Linked DNA regions of Homo sapiens: region 1 is linked to region 2. Evidence: read pairs that join two places in POLR2A ChIA-PET (ENCODE). Cell type or tissue: IMR-90. All regions are shown on one strand. Each heading gives the region's core, and the rest is flanking DNA. Links, peaks and the distances in the headings are about the cores only.

The links. ChIA-PET counts read pairs that join two places held together with the same protein. Peaks named below come from ENCODE experiments on the same cell type or tissue, not always from the same donor. Only the 100,000 strongest peaks of a DNase experiment are listed, where the experiment ranks them.
Region 1: POLR2A ChIA-PET joins it to region 2 with 17 read pairs; 6 of 35 experiments call an interaction of 5 or more read pairs at or near these places.

Annotation. Positions count from the first base shown.
Region 1 is chr7:94,416,286-94,424,519 of GRCh38, forward strand. COL1A2 (collagen type I alpha 2 chain) reads left to right here. Exons shown (of 52, transcript NM_000089.4): 31 at 120-218; 32 at 1,439-1,546; 33 at 2,214-2,267; 34 at 3,213-3,266; 35 at 3,948-4,001; 36 at 4,106-4,159; 37 at 4,256-4,363; 38 at 4,724-4,777; 39 at 5,614-5,667; 40 at 6,672-6,833; 41 at 8,051-8,158. Among named protein-coding and RNA genes, the nearest start is that of COL1A2, 26 kb to the left of the region's middle. In IMR-90, for the core only: no CTCF peak of the experiment used is centred there; a DNase peak (open chromatin) is centred at 7,836; H3K27ac peaks cover 7,216 bases.
Region 2 is chr7:94,293,797-94,302,316 of GRCh38, forward strand. All of the region lies in intron 2 of LOC112267858 (a long non-coding RNA gene), which reads right to left. Among named protein-coding and RNA genes, the nearest start is that of COL1A2-AS1, 94 kb to the right of the region's middle. RefSeq lists an enhancer at 6,460-7,659. In IMR-90, for the core only: CTCF peaks have their summits at 2,183 and 7,357; DNase peaks (open chromatin) are centred at 2,215, 3,855, 5,335, 7,425 and 1 weaker place; H3K4me3 peaks cover 2,367 bases; H3K27ac peaks cover 5,989 bases.

The DNA of each region.
Region 1 (8,234 bases), core at 235-8,234, 120 kb after region 2:
AATTTGCTAATAAATGCAAACCAGGGCTCGGAAGCTACACAAATGTAAACTCTCATATGTAAAACAGTATCACTGAAAGTGATGAATGGTGCAACACTTCTTCTAATCACTTTTTTCAGGGGGAACGCGGTCCCCCAGGTGAGAGTGGTGCTGCCGGTCCTACTGGTCCTATTGGAAGCCGAGGTCCTTCTGGACCCCCAGGGCCTGATGGAAACAAGGTAAAATCTTATGTTTTCTATATTGCTGGTTTGGCCCAGTCTGCCTGGAATAAGTAGACCCTTTACAATAGAAAGATAATTGTTTTTCAGATTTTTATTTATTTCCAGTTCTGTGATGACTTCCCTCTCAGTAAACAGCAATCCGATTCCAGTGGACCTGAATTATTCTAAACAAACAAACAATAGCAACAAACTGTGGGGGAAAATTCAGAGTTCCCAAAACATAAATGAATTAGTATGGGTTGTCACTCTTTTCTCCTCACGCTGTTTATGCTTTTGTTTTAATCTAGAAACATTGTATTCATTGGACATTATTTTCAGAGAAAATAACTTTTTATCTTAACATCTCATCCCATAGAGTAAAATTTCAACAAGTAGTCTGACTTTTAATAATAAGAGTTTATGATGATGAAAATTCATTGGGCAATACATTCACCCCCAAAAATTTGTCTGGAAACTTGTGTTCCAAAATAGAATCTGTGGTTTAGATTTTAAAATAGATTTAATATACATTCCTGAAAAAGAGATTACCTTAACCACAATAAAAAGAAGACAACACATATTATTTTCATTCTTAACTCTAGGGGAAAAAATGTAAACATTAGTTGCAAAAAGCTATTTTAGTGTATGGAAGGATGTTCTTGGGAAAAAAATAAAAACATAAAAGGGAGAGAGGAAATAAAGAAACCACGGTTTTGTGAGGTAGTACTTTCAAAGGGATCTATGTATCTCAGAAGCTAGTCAACAGGTTTTAAGTATGTGGAATTGTAGGGTTTTATATAAAAATGGAAGATACAGTCTCTACTCTTAAGGAGATTAAAACACAAACATCTCCTCAATTGACAAGGTCTCTTTCCATGCTTTCTATCTGGGCTAAGAGACTTATCCTTGAAAAATGTTTGTGGGTAAACATTTTTTACTCTCTGCTTCCCATTGTCCTATCCTCTTCTCCATGCCTGCCATCCTTAAGAGGACTGAAGCAGGTTATAGAGGAATCGCAGCTGTGCACTCCCACTACCCTCATCTCTTCAGTCACCATGTCATTAACAGCATCTCTCTCTGCTATATTCTCCCTCCTTTCAATAGCCCAGCCTTCTTTGTGTTTCAAAGCAGGCAAGAAGCCTGTCTAGCTAGCTGTTTAAATTGGAATTCTTCTAGAGTTTGATTCTTCATTTTCTTCTTTCTCCACTAAAATTGATTTCACATGTGTTTGACTCAAGGGTGAACCTGGTGTGGTTGGTGCTGTGGGCACTGCTGGTCCATCTGGTCCTAGTGGACTCCCAGGAGAGAGGGGTGCTGCTGGCATACCTGGAGGCAAGGGAGAAAAGGTACGTGTTGACCCCTATTACATATTGTTGATGAACTCTAGTAAAGAAGGCTGCACAAGGATGCCCAAGTTTTCACAATTCTTGGCAGGTGGTCTGGTAGCATTTTCATATCTATCTATATACATTTCCCTCTGCCACCTAGCACCTACACATTTCTAAACTCACTAATCTGGCAAAATTCCTTGCTACCATGGAATTTCACACAAACAGATGGTGTTGAGTAATACATGAGGCTCATTTTAATGCCACTAACAATAATGCCTCATCCTGTCCTAATTAATGGGAAGAAGCTACATTGAACAGCTGTCAACCATGCTGCTGCATTAGTTATGCCGTAAGAGTGATCAGGCGCTGCAGCCCATTGTGATGTTGCCTTACAATTCTGTCCACATGAATCTGTACCTTGCTTGATTATGCTTCAGGAGAGTGTACGGAAATTAGAAAAGATTGTTTAACAATAATCTGGAAATGGCCTTGAATTATTTTTTCCTCATTATTTTTCTCGATTAACATTCTACAGAATGGTAAGGAATCGAGACATTGCTAAAAATCTTAAATGACTGAAGGTATCATAGCATCTTCTGTAAAAAAGAAAAAAACTTCATATTAATTTCGATTCAAAATTTTGGTCAGAAAACAAAAAGTTGCTCTTGCTTTATACTTTCAGGGTGAACCTGGTCTCAGAGGTGAAATTGGTAACCCTGGCAGAGATGGTGCTCGTGTGAGTAGAATTTTGTTTGTATGTTTCTTCGTACTTGGATTTTTTTTTTATGTTTGAATTGAGAAGTTTTCCAAATTAGAACTACACACACTTTATTTATCAAGTTTAATAAAATAATATTCCTTTCTCTCCTGGGTCTATGACTAATAATATCATTTTACATGTTCCAAAGGAAAAATTAAATGGGATTTAACCTCTTTGAAAATAATATCCTGAATTTTCTAACTTCCCTAGTGTCAATGATACCAACTACAAACTATAGACCAAAAGCTTTAGGTTTAATAGAATATTAAATGATTGCTTCAAGTGATAACAGAGATTAAAATAAATAAATAAATAAGTCTCCTATGCTTTAGGAAGCCGGGACCTCTAACAAGATTCTATAGTTATTCAAACCTACTCCCTAGAAATTTATCACCCAAAGAGCAGCCCCAAAGATTAGCTGTTAATGCCATGAAGATGCCAAAGATAATCCCATGACAGTCTAATTACCTTATCTCGTATGTCAGCCTCATGGGTCTTCTAGGCCACAGTCGGCCTGGATTCCTTTATTCACCTCTCCTTCAGAGCTGAAAACTGACTGTAGCACATCTGTAATAGTCTTTCTTTTGAATCACGTAGTTCTAACAGTTTCAAACAAGGCTACTCATTTGCTGCTCTCCAGGGAATTTTACAATAGCGGAAAGTTCAGATCTCCCAAATTTCTGACCTGCTATTGACTTACACATTTCCATAACCTTTATTACTGGAGTACCCTCCTTCTGAGAGTGGCTTCTAATAGTCTTGTTAATTAGAACCAAAATACATCAGAGGCCTTCTAGATATCCAACCAGAGTGCAGTGAAAGTGTTCAGTCACTGTATAAGCACAGAAAAAAAGAATGACAAGGTTCACTTTTGATGATACGGGGTGTTATTAATAAGACATGTTTCCTTTTTGGTACTAGGGTGCTCCTGGTGCTGTAGGTGCCCCTGGTCCTGCTGGAGCCACAGGTGACCGGGTAAGCATGCATTTTCACTAAGCCAACAGCAATATCTAAAATTTCCCGCCTTCCCTAGTCCCAAAGAGCCCCAGCAATTCATTTTTATGGCTTGGTATAAAGCCTACTTATTTAAAAACCTAGCTATTGTGATAGAGCAGCAGGAAACAAATGCTGTGTGTTTAAAATTACTTTTCCCTTCCTATAGATTTGCCAGCTATCTGATCTATACTCTAATCCCTAGCATTTGTTTTAAAGTCTCTCCATGTTGCGCATTAACAATATCCTAATGCACTGAGGCTTCTCAAAGCCTTCAATTATTACCAAAAAATCAATAAAATACATAGTGTGCCCATTTCACATTGAACTCTCCACTTAAAATAGATCTTATTTATTGTATTGCAAAGATTGCCACAAATAGATCAGCCCCGTGTCCATCTAAAAATTAAAATGTCCTCCTCCTGGTATTGTAGGCACTGATTTATAGTGTTTTCTCAAGTGTATAACCCATACTACTTAACCCCCAAAATGAATATAGCATTAAGTAAAAATCCACTTCATTTTACTCTGTGAGATGTGCGTCAGTTATCTCTTCCAAGGCAACTACAGACTCTGTCTGTCCACCACTGTTCTCTCTCCCTCCCAGTTCTTTGAGCATCTATGTCAGGCACATTAACAGATTCATCTTTGGTCCCATTATAGGGCGAAGCTGGGGCTGCTGGTCCTGCTGGTCCTGCTGGTCCTCGGGGAAGCCCTGTAAGTAAGAACCTGGGTCATTTTGTATACTCACACCTCACAATGTTTAGACATTGATGAACCTAGGATTGATAACACATTTTTAAATCCCTTCTCCCACCTAGGGTGAACGTGGTGAGGTCGGTCCTGCTGGCCCCAATGGATTTGCTGGTCCTGCTGTGAGTATCACATAATGAAGATTAATCTGAAAACATCCTAAGTTGGGGAGTAGAGTGGGTCGGAATACCAGAGCTGTAACTGTTTATTTCCAACAGGGTGCTGCTGGTCAACCTGGTGCTAAAGGAGAAAGAGGAGCCAAAGGGCCTAAGGGTGAAAACGGTGTTGTTGGTCCCACAGGCCCCGTTGGAGCTGCTGGCCCAGCTGTAAGTTGAATTCACTGGTGGTCCACACAGCAGCTACCCATTAGATCTTCCAATTAAATATATATCCGTCAAGTGCCTGCTATGCAACAGGGAATATACCAGATAGAAGATGGAAAATAACGGAAGGATTAACATTTGCACACTGCTTTACAAAGTATAAAAGTTTCATGAATATTGTTTTATTTTAATTCTCTGATAACCTCATAAGGGTGGTAATATTGAAGAACATTCTGACACAGATAGTCATTTTTTATTTCTATATTTTCTTCTAAGAGATGCGGGAATGATCCACTTGAAGAAAAGAGTAGCATTTACAAGGGTTTGTTTGTGATTTGACTCCATCTTTTTGTTTGCATTTAGGGTCCAAATGGTCCCCCCGGTCCTGCTGGAAGTCGTGGTGATGGAGGCCCCCCTGTGAGTATTTACAATGGACTCTCGCCGCTTTTCTTTTTTCAGAATCTATTAAGGACACTTGAAAGTTTTGAAATTTTTGGTAAATTTGGACTACCATGAGGAAACTTTTGAGATTCAAGTTCATTCTATTCAGAGCAATTCCGATATTGATGTTAACTTGAACTCAGCTGGAACTCAGTGTATGTTGCTATCAGCTCACTTGAGGTAATAACCAAGGTGGGCCCTAGGCAGTTTAATTGTAAAGTCGGAAAAAATATTCCTTTTGGCGTTTATTAATATGCCCCTTCTTCTGCCTGACCATGTCCTTCTCCTTTGCAGGCAATGCTATCACAACAATTCTCTAGAGACCCAGAGCTCCCCAAAAATGAACTTTACTGACTTCTTCTCTCACTGGACAGTGCTGAATTATCTAGGTCATTTGTTATTCTTTTGTCCATGAACACCATTACCTATTAAGTGTCCATTTCCTTACCACTCAGCCAGGTGGTAAAGATAGTTATTAATGTATACACATTAATGTGTAATAATGACATAGTGTCTTATCTTCATACCTTTACAACCATAAGATAATATGTCAGCATTTCAGAAAGGACCATCCAAACCTTAACGCAAAATATGGGCATTGCAACTGGTAATATGCTGGTAAGGAAGATGTGTGGAGAAGGAGGGCCTTCAGGGTCCTGGCTAAATAATGCCCTATATGAAGCTGCCTACCTCCTACTCCTTGGTCTATTCCTGGTCACATGTACTGATTTTCCAAAACAAAGAAATTCCCATCTTACCCAAATTCTTGGAGTTGATGTTGACTGTGGAATTCTAATGTGCTTGGCTCTTAGGGTATGACTGGTTTCCCTGGTGCTGCTGGACGGACTGGTCCCCCAGGACCCTCTGTAAGTAAATCACTGTAAACGTGTCTTCATTTACTCTAGCCAAAAGGCCTGGCTTCTGATAGGAAACTGGTAAGAAACTCTTCATGAAAACACATCACTAATATTCGCTATTACTCTCCTGGTCTGAAGTCAGCTTTTCTGAACCATTAAGGTATTTCATCACAAGTTATATTTTATAATATCAGTTTAAGAGGCTTTTATTCATGTGAACACCAGTCCCCTTTCAGGGGCATGGTCTTTTTGAAAAAAAAAAAACAAAAAAACGAACAGTTTTAGCCACATATCAGATATTTCTATATCTAATTATCCTTTATGGCTAACATTCTGCCTCCATTGTTAAGGTATAATTGTTCCTGAATTTAAAGGTGGTTTGGCCTCTAATTTAATTCTGATTCAGACTCTCCTGTCAGGACTCAAGAAAATTTAATTAATTACCAAGGATTAAGTCTTCTGGTTAAGGTTTCTGGGAAAAAAAAATAGCAAAGATGTTGATTTCTTGGAATCCTTTTACAGGTTCATAACAGAAAAATCTTCATTCCCTGTAGGCATTTAATTAAACCTAGTTGAGAAGTGTGTGGGATTCCTCAATTATGAACAAAACACGTATATTGGCTTTCTTTAAAAAAAAAAAAAAAGAAGAAAAAAGAAAAGGCAAAGTCCTTCGAAACTCAGAGTCCCATTCATTTATCATTAACTCCTATCATTCTACATAGTTCTGATTCCAATATGCCAGGGTACCAGTGGCATGACATTGTTTTTCCTCATAGAAATTTGCCATAGTCTCTCCTCCATTATTTGGTTGGTTACAGCCTCATAAAGGAAGACAGGAGTTGCTTCTTTCTGCAAGAAAGAAGGTTAAAAACTATAAATATTTCCCCCAAATGGCCAGGGTATTATTTTATTGCATCACATTGTTTGCATCTTAAGATCTAGAATCTTTGCTGCTCTCTTCCAGGCCCTTGGTGATTAACAGAAAGGAAATGACCTTGTACATTTGCTCATAGGGTATTTCTGGCCCTCCTGGTCCCCCTGGTCCTGCTGGGAAAGAAGGGCTTCGTGGTCCTCGTGGTGACCAAGGTCCAGTTGGCCGAACTGGAGAAGTAGGTGCAGTTGGTCCCCCTGGCTTCGCTGGTGAGAAGGGTCCCTCTGGAGAGGCTGGTACTGCTGTAAGTGATTTCCAACTCCTCTTTCTTAATACCTTATGCTGAATTAAAATAAAGCCCCTACACAAATCTTCAAGTGGCATCTATTTGTTGATGAGTATTGCAGGCTCTCAAGTAGAGCTCAGTTGAGCCAGGAAATCTGTCCAGCACACACTGAGGGGCTGTGGCTTCCAAGATGCTCAGAAAGCACAAAATCGGGAAGACAATAAATGAGGGAACTCAGTTTTATCACAAAGCCCTTAAAGCTATTGAAGGCACCTTACTGGTACCAGGATTAGAACAGAGTCCCATTGCTGTGGCCATCCTACTACATATTAATCAATCTCAGTAGGCTACCAATTTCTTAAACATACACTGTCCAGTATTAGTGCTACTCTGAAAGGTGCCCCTATTAGACCTTAGAGGCCAAAGTCAAAATTTGCTTCCTTTTGATATACTGATTTTACTGATTTCCTTTTTGTTTTTGTTTTTTGTTTTTGTTTTTGTTTTTTTGTTTTGGGATGGAGTTCCCCTCTGTTGCCCAGGCTGGAGTGCAGTGGCACGATCTCAGCTCACTGCGACTTCCGCCTCCCCAGTTTAAGTAATTATCTTGTCTCAGCCTCCCGAGTAGCTGGGACTACAGGCACACACCATCATGCCTAGCTAATTTTTGTATTTTTAGTAAAGACGGGGTTTCACCATATTGGTCAGGCTGGTCTCGATCTCCTGACCTCAGGTGATCCACCCACCTTGACCTCCTAAAGTGCTGGGATTACACATGTGAGCCACCCCACCCAGCCTGATTTCCTTTCCTTTGTGTATATACCCAGCAGTGTGATTGCTGGATCTTATGGTAGTTCTATTTTTAGTTTTTTGAGGAACCCCTCCTACTATGTACAACTATTATGTATCCATAACAATTTAAATTTTTTTATTTGTTTCCCTGCCTAGAGGCTATAAAAACTCTATTTCACCACCCCAAGTGTCTTTATAAATCTCAACCACATATTTTTAAATGTTGTGCCATTGGTCTCAAGGATGAATCAGATACAAAAGTATTCATGCCAAGATGTAAACTCACCGTCATCACTAGAGAAAAGATATCCAAGGATATGTCCTAGTAATAGGAGGTCATTAGCCTTTTTCTAAGCTGAAGACAGTTTATTCTCACAATCTTCAAGCCAACCTGTGTTATCACCTAGGGTCTTACCCATAATACTCAGTATTTTTTCTCTATTTAGGGACCTCCTGGCACTCCAGGTCCTCAGGGTCTTCTTGGTGCTCCTGGTATTCTGGGTCTCCCTGGCTCGAGAGGTGAACGTGGTCTACCAGGTGTTGCTGGTGCTGTGGTGAGTGCTTGACAGTATTCTGACTCCATTAACATAAGAAAAGATTTTAAAAGCTGCCACTTCAAATGTGACAGAT
Region 2 (8,520 bases), core at 266-8,265:
AAGCCATCCTTAGATTTCAAGAGCATAATGAACTTATGCCCTGTCTCACGATGTATATTCTCTCATTCTCCATACCCCTTCTATAATTAGTATATATCCCCACTACAAAATGCAGATCTCCTTTTAAATATGTAAATTTTGATTCCCAGATTCATTTAGGATCCATTTGTTCTGAGAGCATGTATAAAAATTATCTTACACTGGAAGGATGGATGCAACAATCTTCACTGTGATGAATGCAGGAGTGAAGAGGCTAAAGACAGAAGGGCGATCTCAAGATACCGATGGGAACTCACAGCCTAGAAGAAAGGTTTTACAAGAAAAACTCTGATGTCCAAAGAACTGTGAGAACCAGCAATGAGCATGATCAATTTAAATCTGCAGTTCTCAATTCTCCTATTTAATATGTGTTTCAGCATGCCTCTTATGGCATTTTACACTTGAGTAATTTCATTAGATGGATACTCTGGTGCCTTTGCCATTAAAATATGTTTTGTTGTAAGATTAGGGAGCTATTGAAATACTAAAGTTAAGTCTCAATAAAACAATAATAATAATACTTTAACTGCCTATAAGATCTTTTTTTTACTATATTGACATTCATGCTCAATTACAACACAATTTTTGCCTTCTACATTTTAAAGACCTTTAACATGCTTTTAACTTTTATGACTATGAATTGGTTTTGATGGTACATGTAAACTGTAAATATAGTAACTGCAGATGGCATTAATCTTACTTATGAACCAAATGATCTGAATGTGTAAAAATATAGCCCAAGAGAGTCAGAGTTAAAAGCCTTTGAAAACTGCCTCAATGTCTTCCAGCTAGTGAACTTTCATATCAGTGTCACTGTTCATATTATCTTGTCAGTTGGGGGTCTTTTTTTATACAAGACTTGTTAGGCAACGCCTGCTGGAAATATCAGTGTGGTAGGATCTCAAGCGGCTGTGTGGTTACCTAGACTCTGGGGCAATCAATCCTTTGAATAATAATTCTGAAAATTGACTCATGGACTCTTAGAACTGGAAGCGCTCTTAGAAATCATCAAACAGAGCCTGACTCCCTCAATCAGGACCTGCTTTTAGCTGCACAGCGAATTTGGTTCTACTATCACTATTTCCCTTAGTTTTGCTTTCTCAGTTCCTCTTTCTGCTCCAAATTATAGCAGCAGTCCAAATATCGATCCCTATGATGCTTCCACATTTTATGTTCATTAAACTGCACAGTGACATTTCTATGGTGTAGCTCTTTTTACTTAATGTGAACGGTAGAAGCTACTAGAAGAGACACTGGACTAATTCTGAGGTGGTTTGCAGGAGGAGCTAAGGCTGCACAGCTGCCCACTGTGCCACAGCTCTCTCTAAAAACTGGACCCAATCAAGCTGTTAGTTAGAGATGCCAAATCATCAATCGTCTCCAACCTGAGAATTCTAACTCTCAGTCATTCCTCAAAACCCAGTTTAAATATCTCATCCCCCTTACTAAATAATATCAATAATTAATATCATTTCCCTGTCCCAAGCTCTTTGCATACATCTCTATTGTAGTTAGAAGTTATCTCCCAGTGAGATTATGTAGTTTATTGAGAGAAGTGAGTCTCTCTTATCATTTTTGTATCTTCAGTGCCTGGAATAGAATAGCTGTTTAATAAATGTCTGAACGTAGAAGAAAATGTCAAAGAAAAACATAAAGAACATAGCATACTGTTTTTATTGAATATCAGGGAACATCAGAAATGGAATGTAGAAATATGTAAAATCTCTTCTTCTCTGTTTATGACCAGAAAAAGCCTATGAATATAGTCAGACAATCCTACCCAGTGGAGTAAATTCATTTCTGAAAACGAGGCAAGTTTACATTGCCTCTGTACCTCTGATAACTCTGGCCAATGTTATTTAAATTGTTTATTATCTGTTCAGATAATTCTCAATGCCACACATTCTCCCATAAAGGTAGCCAATTGCATGCCTGCAATACATATATGAATTGTTTCAAAGTGCCAACATTTTCTTTTGTCACTACTCTATGCAGCACACAAAACTGTCATTGCAAATCATTTTATTAATGTCATTTAAAAAACAAATTAACTTTTGGAGCTGTTGTTTGTGGCATTGTGCTGCTGTTTCCCTCCCTTCAACATTCTGTACTGTAGTCTTCACAAAAGAACACTAGAGGGATCAGCTTCATATTTTTCAGAGGCCTTTGTGTCAACCAAGCCAAGTACAATTATGGCTCTTCCCAGAAGAAGGAAAGAATAATGTTGGCAATCGGGCGTTACCACCCAGAACCACAGAAAAAGCTGCAAATGTAACCAAAATGGCTTTCTCGGCCTTTATAAATCCAGAAACCTACGTGGCATTTTCTATGGCTAGAGGCAGCACTTTGGGAAATTACCTTTAGAAAACTGGTTAGAGGTCTACCAGAGCTTTGAAAAGAGCCTGCAACCTGGGGAGGGATTGAAGAAAGAAATAAGCAGACTTGTTGTTTAATAAAGCTGCCATTTTTTTTTTTTTTTTTTTTTTTTACTTCCAAGGGACAAAATCAAGTAAATGTCAAATTTTTTCCCAGCTGGTAAGCACATTCAGATTTCAGACTAAAATGTCCCAAAAAGACTAGGGCTGACGATGAGAAAGAAACACATGAATTCCTTCTTTTCAAAATAAGATAGAGAAAGAATTCAGTCACCTTTAGTCTAGACATTTTTCTCTTCACTTTGCCTAAACCATAGCCATATATAAAGGCATACATTGATAAAATGGTATAATTTTGGTGTTTTGGTGTTTCTGGACAAATAAGAGGGAACTAATCAAGCTAGCAATCCAAGTCTGTCAGAACTAACAAGGTAACTGAATCAGATAAAATTAATAATAATAACAGTAAAAACCTCTTGTTATAATGTCAGACAACACTGTAGCTTTAATTTGTCGATTTCAGAAAGACCTCTTTGGCTCCTGAACTTATTTGGTTAGTGAATTACCTCACAAGCTGATCCTCTCATCTCTCTCATCCCTGTGGTCTTTCCTAATTAAAATGAAAACCACATTGCTCTAATTATTTGATCATACCATTTCTCTTCTCAAAACCTTGCAGTAGCTTTTAATTGCAGCAAAACCTGGAATTCAATGTAAAATCAATACTGGGGCTGTAAGTCCATGCCTCCAATGTTCTCCTGCCTCTGACCCAATCGCTGGCCTTTACTCTGCATGGCCAGGGCTTTCACTTCAGGCAGTCAATCTGCTTGACTCCAATAACATCCTGACATGATTCCCCCTTTTCTTGATTGTACCTTTCTCTTCTCCAATAAATAAACACTCAGCCAGAGCACAGCTGCAATGGTCTATTTTTGTTGGCCATGCTGGATTGTCGTTTATAGGATTTGATGTGCAATATGTCTTGTCCTGTTTCTTCTGAAATCATAAACTTCATGCTTGTTGATGCCTTGATTAGACCATAGCTCTAGTATAGCACTGGGGGCTCCATAAAAGTGGTCAACACTGGAGGAGATCGGCAAGGAAGCTCAAATCTTCGTCTTTATAAGCTAAGAGTGATCATATACATGCAAAAACTTCAGGAAAAGAGGTGCGGTTCCCTTCAGCCATCCCCTTTCATCTCTCACCCCTGACTTGTTCCCTCCCTGTTCTGTAAAAAATAGAAAAAGAACCCTGGCTTTCCTCTATGGTGGAAATTTCCAGCAATGGCCTTCCATAAAAGGGATAGGTCTTGTTTCAGCACCAAGGAATCTGCCTCTAACCGTTTGGGCTGGGTGGTGGAGACTTTTTTTTTTTTTTTTTTTTTTTTTTTGCTTTTAGACAACGTGGAAGTGTCTGGAATGGTGTCTCCAGTCCCAGCCATCATAGGAATTACTCAGTGTTTCAGGGCCCTGAGCCAGTAACCACCTCCCAGCCAGCTCTGCCACGTTAGCTTCGAAAGGGAGGTGAGTGAGCTCTGAGTTCAGAGAGGCCAGAGTGATGGAGTCTCCTGGCTGAGAAACCCTCCACAGGATCGATAGCAATTCTCACAGGGAAAAAAAGCACCCCATTCTAGTTCCTACTCCCTACCCTTACAGAATTGTAGAAAGTGAGAGTGAGTTGTTCAGATCTCACTCCCATCCGGCTCCTTAAAGTATTAGGGACCAGGAAACTAAGCAGTGGTGCAGCCCACCCATCCAAGAAACCTGACCCAGGGCTGCCTGATGGGGCTCCTTTTCTAATTTGACAGTCAAATGGGGAGACTTTTGGAGGGATGCTTTTACAAATTTCCTTCAGAGATGGATACTTTATTCTAATAATTCCACCTAAAGGGACTGCCTTTGCTAATTCTCTCCAAGGAGCTATATAGAAGGGGCACAGCTGAATTGACCTTTCTCAGTAAAATGAATCTTCACACACCTATATGATAAACTCTTTTCTTTTTAATTTTTGGAGGTGGCATGCTTGTCCCCAGCTCCAGTGTTTCTGCATCTCCTCTGCAGCTACCAGAGTGGTAGATATTCCCTAACGTCACAGATTCCCTGACCTGGAGCTGAAGAACTTGAGCCAAATGCTCATCCATGAGTTTGACTTTCTAAAGAAATTAAGCATGAAGAACAAGGTAGGAGGCTTCTTCTGGCTGTCTAGGTTCTGCCAAAAAACGGGTATCTCTGGTTCCCGGAAATCTGACAATCTAACTAGACACCTTGCTCCAACCAGATTTATTGATTCATGTTAAGAGCTACTCCCTAACCAGGAGGTTGTGATGTCCTTCTTATTCTCTTACTCCTCTCTCTCTCTCTCTCTCTCTCTACTGTGAAGGTTTGAATCTTGTGTCTAACATTTATGAATTAGACATGTTATTTAATGCCACTGAACATTAGTGAATTCATCTATAAAATGGAGTAGAATGTATATAAAGCCTCTCCCCTTCCCCTGCCCATAGCCCATCCCACTTTCTAATACTTTAGTGTGGGTGTTCCACTTAGTTGTCTATTCAAATGTCAAATCACTGTTCTGGTCATGGTGTAATATTCCTACCAGCAGGGACCTGATCTGTCTTGTTCTTTCTCTTTAATACCTAAAAAAGTGCTTGGGACAATAAATGTTGGTGGAATTAATGAATGTCAGGAAAATCCACTTCATCTCCAGTCTTCCTTCTGCCATTAGCAAGCTGTAAGTAACCTTCACAAACTCATCTGAGCTGCTTTGGCTACAGTTTCTCCACCTGTAAAACAAGATGTTTGCAGTACAAAGTCTTTGGTTCTCTAAGACATGCTTTCTCTGTTAGGAGATTATTATGACCTTCAGTTCTTTTCTCTGCTCAGCTTTCATCATTCAGGCACATTTCACATCCAAAAGGCATCCATGGTGATTCAGAATGCAAGCTCCCAAACGAGACAGCTGTGATCTGTATCCCAGCCCTCCACCATCTAGCTCCGGGTTTGGGGCAAACTTCTTAAACTTGCTGGGCCCGTTTCACTGTCCATTACCTCAAGGAGCTGTTGGGATGTATAAGTGACTAAATTCAGGTAAAGAAACAGAAAAGTGTGTGACAAACAGTAGGCAGTCAATAAAAGTTCACTATATGACAGTCTTTCCTTCCTATATTTTGAGTTTAGATAAATTACAGTGGCTGCGATTTGGGACTTTGAATGGCATTGCAGTTTTTATTTCCAACTTTTCTCTCTTTGATCAATGGTAGTCTAAATTCTACATATAGCAATCTAAGTGGGTATCAAGTATAAGGATAATAGAAAATATCTTGGATACAGTGTCCATGCTATATATCAAGAATATTATTACTCATAGCAGCTTTTTAAAAATTGTAGTGTAGTATGTGTCCTTATGTTAATCTTAAACCACAACTTAAAGAACTTCAACCAGTCTCAGCCCTTCCTGCCCTCCATGCATTTATCTTCATGATGAAGCTTTTAATTTCTCCACATTTAAGATCAGTTTTATTATTTTTCTTTATTAAAGATATTAGGAATGAAGAAACATTGGCAAAATTATGTTGCTTGTTCTTAATTTTTTTACTGTTACTATTATTAATCTTGTTCCGGCCATGGTACTGGAGTACAATATTTCCTTTTGTGGAACATGGTCATTTTGCTATTCCAAACAAAGTTTGTGAAGATTGAAGTTGGAAGCGTTGTGAACTATGAATAACCCACAGAGTCCTAAACGGTTGTTACATTATTATTTTTCTCACAATTATCCTACGAAAAAAACACACAGATTTATTTGGAAAGGCTCGGAACAATGAAATAAATACAGTACTGATTTCAAATGCAAATGTCACGTCATTTCTAAATGAGTCAACCTTCAAAAGACAATGAAAAATCAACCAGAAAATTTCTGCATGTCAAAGAGTTTTAAAGGTGATAGCTAGTAAATTGAAGTACACATCAAAGTTTCTCCAATAAAAATGTTAAATATAAGTTACTTCTTCATACATATCTAAAACCTGTCAAGTACAGGGGAAAATAATCTGTCCCACCCCCACCCATAAACTGAACAGATCACAGAAATAACTGGCATCTTTCCGCTTCCGAGGAGTGGCCGCAGGTTAGTGACAGTATAATAGTTCCTGTGTGGGAGTGTCCCTGAGTTCTAGCTCCTCCAACGCGAATCATGGCAGTGGCAGTATGTCCAAATCCTGGTAGCAATGCCCAGGATGCATGCAGTCAGAATGGCAAGTGCAAAAGGCATTTCTGGGTCTGTCAAGGCCCTAGGCTGCTGGGTAACTTAGGGGTCATCTCAGCAAGAAAGGACAAGAAAGGATTTATAAGTATACGTACACACTCCCTGGAAATGCATCTAGAGTAGGATTCTCTAACACATTGGACTTCCTGCAGCCAGGCAAGCAGAGTCTTGGACTTCAAGATGTGGGTGTTCAAGTTAATGACAACACCTGTTCTCACCAGCTGGTGAAACCCGAAGAGCCCCCCTGCCCCATCAAGGTTACAAGTGTCTTACATATTTTGAAGAGAGATTGATGCTACCTGTTGTTAATTTATGAGGTGAGTGGGTTGAAAATTAAGGAGGCGGAAAAAATTGTGACATGCAAATGATTTTCCTCCCCCTATGGATCAGAACTTTAATCACACAATAAATATTCTTGTTCTCCATGTGGATGATGCAGGTGACCTCAATTTCACAAAGGCTTGTAAAATCCAGTATGTGTTTCTCTGTTCTGTACAGGGAAATTTGAGTAAACGATTGACTTTTCACTGAAATTTAGGTTTCCTAATGACCCCCACATAAATAATGCAGCTAGAAATTACTGAGGACTAGCCCAGTCGCTTGGTGGCTAGCACTTTCCCCTCCCTTCAGCGGTATCCCTGCATTGTGCCTTTAAGGCAGCAGGGGCTCACTAGCTCCTCGGGCTGAACTCTGCCCTCCCTGGGCAGTGACTCACACTCTGCAGGCTCAGACAAATGGAATCTCCCCCTGTGAGAGCCCTGCAGCCTTCCACTGTGAAAAGTCATCACAGGGCCTGAAGGGAATATTTCCCCCACTTCCAACCTCCAAGCTCTGAGGCCACAAGTGTTTTTCACTGAGAGGGCCAGAATGTTCTAAAGCCTGTGGAAATTAAAAGCGTAATTCATGACACAGCAAAACTTTTTCCTCCCCCCATCATCTAAGACCACCTAGGGAAAAGAGAGAAATGGACTAATGCCAGATTGAGGCCTGGAGGAGAAGCCCCAGTCAACTCTCTTTTCAGTCCTTCCACAGCACAGACCAAACACACACACACATACACACGTGCATGCACACACATCCATACTATACATCATCGTATTGTTGTCTCAGGTTTGGGGAAAACGAAATGTTTCAAGACGGATGAGAAGGGAAATTGTGTGAGGAACTGCAGCTCTCCTCCAAAAATGTGTGTGTGTGTGTGTGTGTGTGTGTGTGTGTGTGTGAGAGAGAGAGAGAGAGAGAGAGAGAGAGAGAGAGGGAGGAGGAGGAGAAGGAGAAGGAGGAGGAGGAAGCAGAGGAAGAGAGGGAGGAATGGGGAAGAGGGACAGAGATAGGGGGCGTGGAGGGAGAGCCAGACAATGAAGTAAAAGAACAATCAAAACAAAGTTCCTTCTCCCTCCCCCAGTTCCAGATTTTTGGGCAGCTTCCAAACTTGCTAACTTTCCCAAGGACAAGTTTTAAAGAAATGTTCAAAAAGCCAACAAAACTAAATGTAGATACCTTTGAAACTTCTTAGATAACAGTTACAGACAGCAGTAGCAACCCAACTCTAAAACTGGGCCATTGAAAAGGAGGAGGAGGAGTCTGTGTCCCTGACTGCCACACTTGAAAAGAACTCTAGCTCTGAGGAGTTGATCCGTCTTCCCAATCCCTCATCCACCCAAGCCCAAAAACTCAGACTTTTCAATGGAATCCACCATCCTATGCTTACACTGGTGTGGGAAAACCATCACATACTTTTATTTCTAAATGTTTCTGTTCTGTTTGTTTAAATATGCATAATGTATCAGAAAGAAATGGAAAAAAAGGAGTAGCCTGTTTAAATACAAAGAAACGGTGT